Linked DNA regions of Homo sapiens: all the other regions are linked to region 1. The links are chromatin contacts, found by Hi-C or POLR2A ChIA-PET in ENCODE. All regions are on one chromosome and are shown on one strand. The core of a region is the stretch at or near the end of the contact, and the rest is flanking DNA. Distances in the headings are between cores, read along the strand shown.

Evidence for each region. A loop is a pair of places that touch in the nucleus more often than their neighbours do. ChIA-PET counts read pairs that join two places held with the same protein, here RNA polymerase II (POLR2A). Pooled maps may share reads with other maps.
Region 2: a map of cardiac septum shows a loop between it and region 1 (7-fold over the local background). The contact joins two enhancer-like sites. A Hi-C loop is called at or near these places in 1 of 168 maps with a recorded cell type or tissue (cardiac septum), 1 of 37 single-sample maps with no recorded cell type and 5 of 50 pooled maps. POLR2A ChIA-PET finds 5 or more read pairs at or near these places in 3 of 52 experiments (A549, H1 and activated CD4-positive, alpha-beta T cell).
Region 3: a map of Right ventricle myocardium superior shows a loop between it and region 1 (8-fold over the local background). The contact joins two enhancer-like sites. A Hi-C loop is called at or near these places in 3 of 168 maps with a recorded cell type or tissue (CD8-positive, alpha-beta T cell, Right ventricle myocardium superior and dorsolateral prefrontal cortex), 1 of 37 single-sample maps with no recorded cell type and 1 of 50 pooled maps. POLR2A ChIA-PET finds 5 or more read pairs at or near these places in 3 of 52 experiments (AG04450, activated CD4-positive, alpha-beta T cell and activated naive CD4-positive, alpha-beta T cell).
Region 4: a loop to region 1 is called in a map of PC-9, with 2.7 times the contacts of the local background. The contact joins two enhancer-like sites. A Hi-C loop is called at or near these places in 1 of 168 maps with a recorded cell type or tissue (PC-9) and 1 of 50 pooled maps. POLR2A ChIA-PET finds 5 or more read pairs at or near these places in 3 of 52 experiments (A673, WTC11 and activated CD4-positive, alpha-beta T cell).

Annotation. Positions count from the first base shown.
Region 1 is chr1:91,650,531-91,653,253 of GRCh38, reverse strand. No RefSeq gene overlaps it. Among named protein-coding and RNA genes, the nearest start is that of CDC7, 150 kb to the right of the region's middle. Within about 2 kb of position 1,458, at least 17 of the 41 ENCODE cell types and tissues checked have a DNase peak (open chromatin) inside an H3K27ac peak, as active enhancers do.
Region 2 is chr1:91,750,030-91,752,729 of GRCh38, reverse strand. All of the region lies in intron 4 of TGFBR3 (transforming growth factor beta receptor 3), which reads left to right. Among named protein-coding and RNA genes, the nearest start is that of TGFBR3, 130 kb to the left of the region's middle. Within about 2 kb of position 1,268, at least 14 of the 41 ENCODE cell types and tissues checked have a DNase peak (open chromatin) inside an H3K27ac peak, as active enhancers do.
Region 3 is chr1:91,581,356-91,584,055 of GRCh38, reverse strand. No RefSeq gene overlaps it. Among named protein-coding and RNA genes, the nearest start is that of CDC7, 82 kb to the right of the region's middle. RefSeq lists an enhancer at 662-1,861. Within about 2 kb of position 1,360, at least 6 of the 41 ENCODE cell types and tissues checked have a DNase peak (open chromatin) inside an H3K27ac peak, as active enhancers do.
Region 4 is chr1:91,536,117-91,538,816 of GRCh38, reverse strand. All of the region lies in intron 4 of LOC102723436 (a long non-coding RNA gene), which reads left to right. Among named protein-coding and RNA genes, the nearest start is that of CDC7, 37 kb to the right of the region's middle. Within about 2 kb of position 1,301, at least 2 of the 41 ENCODE cell types and tissues checked have a DNase peak (open chromatin) inside an H3K27ac peak, as active enhancers do.

The sequences.
Region 1 (2,723 bases), core at 209-2,708:
TGTTTTCTGCTAACATTGAGAAAATTTCTGAGTACTTATAAGTTTGTTATTTGCCTTTTAGTTTGGTTTATGCTGTTCATCAACATATCTTTAAAAATTTTTATATAGGTCATATTTATCCAACTTTTCGCTAATGGTTTCTGCTTTTGGGATCATCCACAGAAAGTCTCCCCTATCTCATAATTACATAATTACCTAGCTTTTCCTCTAGGACTTTTACAATTTGATATTTTACAATGAAATCTTTAACTCATCCGGATATTTTTAGATGTGCCCCTCTTTTGATGTCCTTGTCTCTCAGTAAGGCAGAATGCTTTCTTTATCTAGCTTCCTCATTTCTTGTTATATTAATTTATTAATTCCTGGGCATTTAAAATTTTGTTGTTGTTGTTGCTATTGTGAAAGGAATTTTTTTCCCATTGTATTTTCTAACTGGTTATTGTAGGCATTTGGGAAGAACTCTGTCTCTCTATGCTTTTTATATGAGAATATGGTGACCAGTCATCGGACTGAGGCCTCAGGCCTAGTGGTCTTCCAGTTGACTTGCTGGTCTTCCAAGAGTTAAAACTGAAAAACGATATTATTTCTTTCTAGTCCTTTTAATCTGAAAGTCACAAAATAGTACCTTGTTTTGATTGCATTTCTTTGGCGACTGTTGGGGATGAACATCTTTGCACACATTCATTTGGCATTTGTTTTCCTATAGTGAACTGTCCATTCATATACTTCGTTAATTCCTCTATTTGGTATTTGTCATGCTTTTATCAATCTGATAAAATTATTTTAATTCATTTCCACTTGAAAAATATACACTAACCTATTATTTCTGCCCAGAGAGGAAGAGTCACCAAATATCAGATACAAATGTGAGCATGGGAGCACTCTAGAAAGGCTAGGAATCACTGCTGGAGGCTGCACGCCTGTACATTAACTTTTTGTCCCTTGGTCCTTAAAATCCTATAGGAAGCAGCCAGGTGACCAGTAAAACAGGCATCCTGCATGGAGAAGGTGCTGTTCCAAATCAAGCAGCCCCAGAGCCTCCTTGGCCCCAGCCCTCCCTAAGTTGTCACCTACTGGGCCCCCACCTCCCTTCACACCGGGTGGTCTCCCTGACAGGTTTGAAGGGATTATCCAGGATCAATATTAGAAATAGTTGTATTTTTTTCTAACTGGAGTTAAGTTTATAAGCTTTTTTTATGTAACCACCAAACACCAGAAATAAAAATCTGGATGAGAGCCAGTTTGACTTGGAGCCAGCACACTTTCCCATAGCCAGGGAGCTCGCCCTTCATCCCAGTTGTTTTTCCCCTAGTTACTGACATTTCCTCCCAAAAGCTGAATCAACTTCTCAAATTCTTCATCTGAGTAATTCAGGCCCCCAGTGATTCCTAGAAATCTTGCCCTCCCAGTCCAGCCCCCACCCCCAGCCCAGCCTCTGACACCTGAGCTGCAACTGGGGCCAGAGGAGGCCCAGGCTCCATGCGGTGGCCCAAGCCACGTGACCTGGCCTCTGGCTCTTAGAAAGTTTCTGGGGGAGTTTTAATTGCCGGCTCTGCAAATGCAAAATGAGGCCCTGGTGGACGGGGGAGAGGGGAGCAAGAGCATCTGCAGGCTGGTCCGGTAAAGAAGGGTGGGAAGAGGTCTTGTTCATACTAATTCCTAACTAAGGGCTAGAAGAAGACCAGCGTCCATGCACAGTTTATCACCCAACACATATGTGTTGAGCACCAGCTGTGTACCAGGCACTCTCCTAGGCACAAGTGAACAAGACCAGCCTGGTCCCTTCCCTGGTAACAGTTACTGCCCGGTGGGAAAGACAGACATGGAACAAGTAATTTCACATCACAAGCTCAATAGTCACAAGTGTGAGAATTCTGCTTATACAAGTGGGAACAATTTCATGGCCTTGCTTATGAGCTCTTTTCCTTTGAAAGGATTCAGAGAAGTGGCAACAAGACTGCCCCAGGGATTTTTGATAGCGCTCCTTTCTTTTGCCTCCTACATTTCAGGGTGGGCCATCCTGGGAAAACAGTCCTCCCTGGCCTGAGTGAGACCAGAAAGGGACGGCATGGGAGAGGCTAGGCAGTGTTGGAGTCACCCTCTCCTCCCTGCTTGGGAAACTGGTCTTGAGGTTCAGCCTTGCCACTCTCATGACCTTCCACAGCACTTGAGACTGGTCCGAGACTCAGCCAGATCACCCCAGGTTGGCCTTGGAAGTCACCTCTGAGTCAGTTCTCACTGACTAGCACATCCAGGGCTCCTCCCCTCATCTCCCTGCTCTTTTCTGCTCAGAACTCATGTTCCAGATGGACTCAGCTGGCAAGTGTTTGAGACATGTCTCAGCATCTTGTGATGTGTTACTGAACCTCTGGGCCTTGTGTGGGCTGAGTCACTGACTCTGACTTGATCCCTGATGCATATTGGCCCCTTCTTCCTGGGTCCAAAAACCAAAGCCCATCTTTGGAATGCAGGCCACAGAGTGCCTGCCACCAGGCCTGGAGGGGACCACTCTCCAGGGAGGGACAGTCAGTTGGACCTATCTGCAGTTTTTCTGTTCTCTCCCTTTTTCCTCTATACTGATTCTTTCTGGGAATGTGTTTGTCAAGGGAAGGGGATATAAGGACCATCCCAGACACTGGGCCTTTCTCCCTCCCAGCTCTCTTCCTCACCTCACTTTTGTTCTACCTGAGCTATGAGACCAAATACAGCTGGGAATCCTGCCT
Region 2 (2,700 bases), core at 19-2,518, 100 kb before region 1:
TTTTTTAATCTTGCTTTATTTGTATTCCAAACTTGAGCATTCTCTCCTGCAAGGTCTGTAGACTTGGAGCCCTAGGACAAGCAGACGTTTTCAAGATGAGACCCTAGTGCCTGGCTTTTAATAACCTAAAATACCTAGTCCAGAGGCCTTGGCCAGCTTACTTATGTCAGGCTTAGTCACTTTGCATGCTCATAAGGAAAAAAGGGTATCTAAGATTAGAAGTTTCAAGAAATAAGCAGCTTCTTCCAACCTCATTCACTCTCGATATTACTGTGCTGTGATCTATTTTTTTCTAGCCATTTATCATTAAAATCAGAGAGCAAATGTATGTGAATGTGTGTATGTTTGAGTGGGGGATGGGGCATAGAAGGGGATTTTGGTCTTTGAGGTACAATTGCTGGAGCTGGCATATAAAAATAGAGGATGCCCAATTAAAGTTGAATTTCAGATAAATAACAAATCATTTTGTTAGTGTGCCCATGTAGTATATGGGACATAACATATACTGAAAAAGTATTCATTGTTTACCTGAAATTCAACTTTAACTGGGTGTCCTGTACTTTATTGGGCAGCTCTACTCGGAGGTAATTCAGGTTTTTGTTTCCAGTTAACACCCTGGCCTGGGTGTTAGGAGGCCTGAGTACTAGTCTTGGCTCTGCCACTAACTAGTTATATACATCATCGGGAAAAAAAATCACTTAACTACTCAGACCTCGTTTCCTCATTTCTAAAATGAGGGGATCGTACTAGCTCATCTCTAAAGTTCCTCCCAGCTTTTAAACTCTGTGATTCTTTGATAGTACGACTGCTAGATGTTATATCCCAATTTAATTTGGAACAGAAACTGGCAAATTGAGCATTGCCTCTTCAGCAAATCCAAGTAAATATCAAGGCAGGGCAGTTGCAATAAATGACAGAAACTAAACTCTATGCTATTAGCTTTGGATTAAAAACAAATCAAAACTTAATCCTAATGAAAAATGTAAATTAATAAATTTAAAACCAGTTTTGTATTTTCAAGAAGCGGGGAGGGATGGGTGAAGAAGCTGGAGCTGCCAACATCTAGTTTATTCCTTTTACTTAAACTAGAGGCATTAAAAAAAAAAAGGTCCAAATATTTTGGGCCTCTGCCACCAAACCACAGGCAGTTCTCTGGTCTGCACTGGAGTTTGGATGACTGACAAGACTCAGTGAAAAACAAGTGCTATTTGTTTTCCTGTGCCTAGTATTTAACTGGAAATCAGAAGGCTAAATTTCCAATCAGTTGCTAAATAGCCCCAGATGTGTGCTCAGTGCAGCACTAGGAAGGGACACGCACAGCCCATACCACCGTGCATGTCCAGCTGTTACCTTTTCATGAAGCCAAGTGATGTGTAACTGAGGGTTGTAGTGTCTGTCCAAAAACGCCCTAAGAATAACTCAGACATTCAAGTTTGCTTGTGGAGAAGGGAACTTTTTTTAAAAAAAATTCTGTATTCTATTGTGTTACATTTAAAAATCTGGAAATAATTTTTTTCTTTGCTAATTTCCTTCTTTCCCTTCTTTGGCAGTTCCCCCACCCCCATGTTTAGAAAAAAACACAGAATTAGCATACCGGGTATGATGGTTTATGTATGTGCTTGTTCATTCATCCAACACACAGTTTTTAGTGCCTGACTGTGAACTGTGCTAGCTGTGGAGGATCTAGGGAAAACTGGGGTGAATTGCCTGTCGTCAGGGAGCTTCCCATTGTGTGGGAGAGCTGATTGAAAAATTGGGAATTGCAGTTTAGTGTGCTAAGTACTATTACGCTAAATAATAGTGAAAATTGGAGAAGATGAGAATAGTAGAAATTGGAGAAAATGAGAATTCTCTTCTTCCAAATGCAATCAAGGCAGCTTCCTGCATGAGGTTGGCTCTGGAGAACAGCATGTGGCAAATGGGTCAAGGTTGCAGACACAAACACAGCTCTTGGCTCGGCCAGAAGCATTACCCCTGTATTCCAGGGACCCGGATATACCAGTTTGTGTTTTGCAGTGAGGTCTTTCCCCAGATAAATTCTCTCTTGAAGGGAGATTAAATAACTAAATGTTTCAAGATTGCTGGTGGTTCTTCTTCTTTTTTTAAATGTCTCTTGTGGAATGACTCATTGTGTCCTGTGGGATATTCCAAGTGGTTGTGTACCATGCATTTTTATTCCGGAGTCTGCTCATCTGTTGGTTTTGTGGCTTGTCCTTAAGGGCCTTAATTATATGGGTCTTGATCCTCTCATGAACTAGGGTCAGTCAACTACCCTAGTTCAAACAAGTCATTCCTGTTTCCTAGGAATAGGAGTTTTTGGCCCTATTGTGGCCATTGAGCTCTTCCTAAATGTCACTATGGCAATTAGAACATTGGAAAGAGCCCAGTTTCAACTGGTAAACCTGGTCCAGAAGGGGTTTTTGAAAGACTCCCTGGGATTTATTCTAACTTGCTAGGTTAAGGCTGGTGAATGTTGTGAGTGAGTGAATGGCCCGTGGCCCCTGGGAGATTTGCCTGGGTGTATTTTTCCTGAGGAAGACCTACTGTCCAGGAGGGTTCACGCAAGTGTAGACTTTTCCTGGCTCTGGCTGGACTTGCGTCATGTCTGTGTGCAGGCATGGGTTGCAGCCCTGTGAAGGCTTTGCTTTCATTCAACAAATTGAGGTCAAATAAACTCACTTTCACTGAGGAGGCAAGGTT
Region 3 (2,700 bases), core at 111-2,610, 69 kb after region 1:
AATTTCCCAGTAGTGACTGGGAAGCAGTAAGGAAACAAGGGAATAAACCGGAACCTAGCTGTGTGACACTGGGCATGCCACATCACCCCACGTTACTTATCCAAGAAATGAGGTTGAACTGGATGATCTTTAAGGCAATTTCCAGCACTGACATTTTAGCATTCTAAATATTTCTAAATCCTTTGCTTGATATCTACTGATGGCTTTTCTTCTGAGCATCTTTGATTTAGGATCAGAAACTGTCAGCCAAGGCCAGAGGATGGGGGAAGGAGATTGGAGGCAGAGGCACATTTTACATGAATGGGACAGATGACAAGCCCCGGGACCACATCCTGCACCTGCCTGCCGGCCAGCCACAACCCAGTCTACTGTGTGGCATCGTGGGATAACTCCCAATATGGCTGTCCTGCAGAAGTTTATGAGACTAATTTAACACCACTCTTTGCAGCTGCACCACACCCAGTTCAGCTGGCAAGAGGATGCTTTTAAAGAAGAAAGGTGATCAGGTCTGGAGTGTTTCCCACAAGCCCAACGTCACACAATGAGTTAACTGCCAATGAATCAGAAACATATGGTGCTCAACAAGCTTCTCTCAGATTACGCACTGTTTAATAATCTAGGGAATCGCTATTTGTCAAAACAGTTGTAACTTGTTACCAAATGCAGGACCTCTGAGACCCAGTTTGAAATGTATTGTCAAACACGCCAGAGTCTCCAGGGCCAGATTAATGCATCTTAGCTCCATCCATGGGAGATTATTTTCCGAGTGTACCATTTGGTGATTGTAACTCAGAATGGGGTCTGACGAGAGCTGAGGTTTAAAAGACACCTGAACAATTACGCCTAAGTAAATATAGCTTAAAACAAATCACAAGTAAGCACTACTTTAGTCACAGTGCAAAAGAACACACACTTGCTGCTTCTATTTTCAGAAAATTAATGAACGATTTTAGTTATGGCAAAACAACCCTGCAGAACAAGGGTCAGTTTGCTCTTTAATCAAGAAGCTTTGCCAAATATTTACTAAAATAGGGCAGACTCCTTGTAAAAGTATAAATAGTTTTGTTTCTTATTTAAAATAAAAAGGTCTCTAGCACCTTATATGGTCTGATCCTTTGATAGCACTCAAGTGTTTCTATAGTAGGATTTCCATTGTGGTCTCTGCTAAGGAAAAAAGAAACAAAATTGCAGCACGAGGTCAGAGAAAAATGATGCTTCCCATAAAAATCCAATCGAAACTGCAGAGTAAACTGTGAGGAATGTTGTCTCATAGGATAAAGCATGTGGTGATGCTGTAATCAGACTCAGTAAGGACCAAGATTCCCGTGGCCAACTCATGATTCATCCCTTCACCTTCTTCCTTCCTTCCTGATAGCCCCAGATTCTGTGTCTCTCCCCAGTGTGGTCCAGGGGATAAGCTCCATGCTCAGCTCCAGGGGCAAGTTCTGCTTAAGCCAACCATGGGAGTTCCCTGATTGGTTTAGGAACAGTCATGTGACCCAATTCTGCCCCATGAAAAGTAGGAAGTCTACTGTGGGGAGGTTTTGGGAAACAGTTTCTTGCTCCTAAGAAAGAGGAACAGGAAGAGACAGATCTTCTTACAGGTGTTGCCGTGTTTGGATATGATGCTCCAAAGTGGCAGCCATGTTGCTTTCAGGTGAGGGTAAACCTGACACAGGGTTGGGCAAGGTAAGGAGAATCAGTGAGAGACGGAACACAGCCCTGACACATCACATCTGGAGCCCACCTGCCTTTGGATTTCCCGTTATGTGAAACAATACACTTCCTTATTGCTTAAATCAGTTCGAGTTGGTATTTCCAGTATTTGCTGCCCACAGCATCCAAACAGATCTAATATAGCTTTCAAATTCACATACCACAGACTAGCCAGCCCCCTTTTCCATTGCTGTCCTGAAAACTTTGCCTCACCCATTGTTTTGCCAAAAGTCTTCTGAAAGGGTAAAATTTCCCCAGATACCATAACATAATGCTATAGATTAATCAATATGTCTACATGGTGATCCTCAACTGATTACAACTAATTTCATTGTCATTTCTCAAGACAGGCAAACCAGAGTGGTTTTCTAAAGGGCCCTTTCTATAGTAAAAATAACATTCGGTCAGTCACACATTCATTTCCAGGACTGGTTGAGTGGATCCATCTACCTTCTCTCATGGATACCCCTTGTGACAAAGCTGAGAATGTCAAGACAGCTGATGGGACTCAGGTTAGACAACAGAGGGTCTGAAACAGCAAATCTTACCGGTTCAACCAAGAGCCAAGGGAGTTGACATAAAAAACAGATATATTCTATATTTTGCATTCAGAATGTCTTTTTTTCTTTTTATAACCTTCATCAGAGATTTTTATGTACACACATTCCAAAATGGAACAATGCAGCAAAAAGAGTCAAGGAGAATTCTAAAGCATTCTCTGCCTACATCTGATGAATGAAAGGGTTGGATTTTTCATCTTTATTTATTTGGCCTCAATGTTCAGCTTTCTTGTATCTATGAAGACCTAATTTAGCACACTTCAAATCCCTTGAGGGAGGTAGTTATTGAATGTGCTACCAGCTCTAAGAAGGAGAGCTGGAGGCTTTACTCCATGAGGGCCTCTGGCACTTAGATTACAGATTGGAGGAATGGTGGGTAATTCTCAATCAAAACTGAATCTGAAAATTATTTTTAAGACCACTT
Region 4 (2,700 bases), core at 52-2,551, 110 kb after region 1:
AAGCCCAGCAGGCTTTCTTTGTGCCCCTTCCAATCATTCTATTGGCTTAGGTCAACTGAGTGTGTGCAACAGAAATGGATCTTAGTTAACTTGAGAACAAAAGGGATTTTCCAGAAAGATGCTGGGGCAGCTCAAAGGATTTAAGGAGGAGCAGAAAGACCAGATCTCAGGTGAAGTGGGAACAAGGGCAGCCCTAGTGATAAGCCTTTGAATCTTCCCTCAGGATCCAAGTCTTTACTAGAACTCAGCTCAAACCCACTCCCTTAAGGTTTTAAATATCTGAAAGTGACAATTTGAGGGACCCATCCTGTTAGGTATATCCCCTGGATCAATCAGCTATGGTAGGATGTGTTTGGGAGACAAGGTAGGGTCTCAGAACACTGATGTGATCAGTGGGGACCACTACTTTGTATTAAGAGTTTCCCAAAGAAAATGCAACCATTGAGACCTGCCAATATGAATCCCTTGCAGTCATCTTTCTAATATATTAAATCCTAAGTCCTTCTAAATAAAATGGAGCAGTGGAAGGGTTAGATAAAAACAGCTCCAAAGCAAAGCAACTTTAATATTTCAATAAATAGTCACTGAATGCTAACTCTGTGCATTCAAAGGACTTACGCTAGACATTGGGTGGGTAAAGGGATAAGAAAATCGGTAAGACCTGGCAGCTGCTCAAAGATAAGACAGGCATACAAATCATGACACTGAGAGGCAGGATAAGGGAAATGATGCTCCACAACAGATACAAAGTGCTATAAGGTTTTACAGCATGGAGAGATTCTCTAAAATTTATATCCAGAGGAAAACCAAAAAGCTAAAGTCCAGATTTTCCTTCTTATTGCAACTTCATCATATGCTGGAAAAACTATACATGACTTCACATGCAAAGGAACACAGTGTTCTTATTTCCACCTACTGCAGTCCAGCTGCCAATTCAAATGTCTGCCACCTCTTAATTGTGCAATTAGGGAAGCATTAGTTTCAGTGGACTCAAGTGCCACTGCTAAGCTCCTGCTTGGATAGATTGCATAAACATGGTATCTGGGAAGGAAAAAAGGAATTGCTAGAGGAGTCTTGCCTATGCTTCTATGAAGATTTCAGATGCTGGTTCCATCAGGTAAAAACTTCTGAAAATCTGTGAGCATGGCAAAGAGAAAGTACTCTAGAATTCTTGCTGATAGGGTTAAGGATGGAGTTCTTGGGTGATAACATTGCTATGCAAGGAGAGTTTGCTGCAACATTTTATAACTCAAGAGCTGCTGGCCCAAGGCTATGCTGTTGCAAAATATTTGGATCCATCTCACATTGTGGTGATGAGAGTGAGAAGAAGAATTTAAATATCTTAGTCTCACTGGGCTTATTAAAACAACTTTGGTTTATTGAGAGCACCAAGGTGCACCTCATGCCCTCTCAAGGTCAGGGAAGATGAGCTCAGGATATGATGTAGGGGAAGGGGAATGCACTGGCTTCTTCATTGACTACCCAGTGGTTACCAGAGGCACAGGAGGAGGCAGAGGCAAAAAGGCTGTAGAGAAAGGGAAGGCTGGAGAAGCAAGTGGGCAAGGAAATTAAGGAGGGAGGATGGTGTATGTTTGAGAGCAGAGCGAAAGGGAAAGGAAAGACCCTGGAGTTGTTTAACACTGTTTTCACTGTTGAAGTTGGGGAGAATGAGTAAAACAGAACCGGTCTCATCTTTAGCATTACAGAGTGAGGACAAAATCAGTTGAGTGAAGGAGAAAATGAGCCAGTTAGTTAATACTTCTGTAGGCCCACTAGGCATCAGGCACTGCTGCATTTCCTTCTTGAGAACTCAGGAACAGAGAAGCCTCCAGCATTTGTACTTGGAAAACTTACAAAGACATATCAGACATCTGCTTGTCCTTAATATATACTATAGGCTTGCCTAGAATTTAGAATTCTAGATTTTAGTTTTCTTTTAGCCCAGTATTCAGTCTCCACTGTTTGGTCAGAGGGCTTAGACCCCTTTTGTTTAGAGGTTGAACATTCGCATACACAGATGGGATGCCCTCAGCCTTAAGGCTATAATCAATATTGGCAGAGTTGGGATGGGCAGCAGTGCACTTAGCTAGGGCCTCATAGTCACTAAAGGCAGGGCCTCAAATATAGACTCCTAACATTTATCTCAAAATGAGGTTGTATTAGGTTGAACTACATGACATTATTGATTTTCTAGGTTAAAAAAAGATCAAATATCAACAGTTTCATGTGGCTCAACTTAATACCTAAATTCATTGTAAATTACGTATGTGTTAAAGGTATTAATTTGTTAAATGAAAATATTTAAAAACTATCATTTTCAAAAATCTGCTTTTTTTTTTTTTTTTTTTTTTTTTTTTGAGACGGAGTTTTGCTCATGTTACTCAGGCTGGAATGCAGTGGCGTCATCTCGGCTCACTGCAACCTCTGCCTTCCGATTTCAAGCCATTCTCCTGCCTCACTTTCCCAAGTAGCTGGGATTACAGGCGCCTGCCACCACGCCCGGCTAATTTTTGTATTTTTAGTATAGATGGGGTTTCACCATATTGGCCAGGTTTTCTCGAACTCCTGACCTCGTGATCTGCCCACCCTCGGCCTCCCAGAGTGCTGGGATTACAGGCGTGAGCCACCGTGTCCGGCCTGTCATTTAAAAAAAAAAATAACAGAGCTGGGTATGGTGGCATGTACCTGTAATCCCAGGTA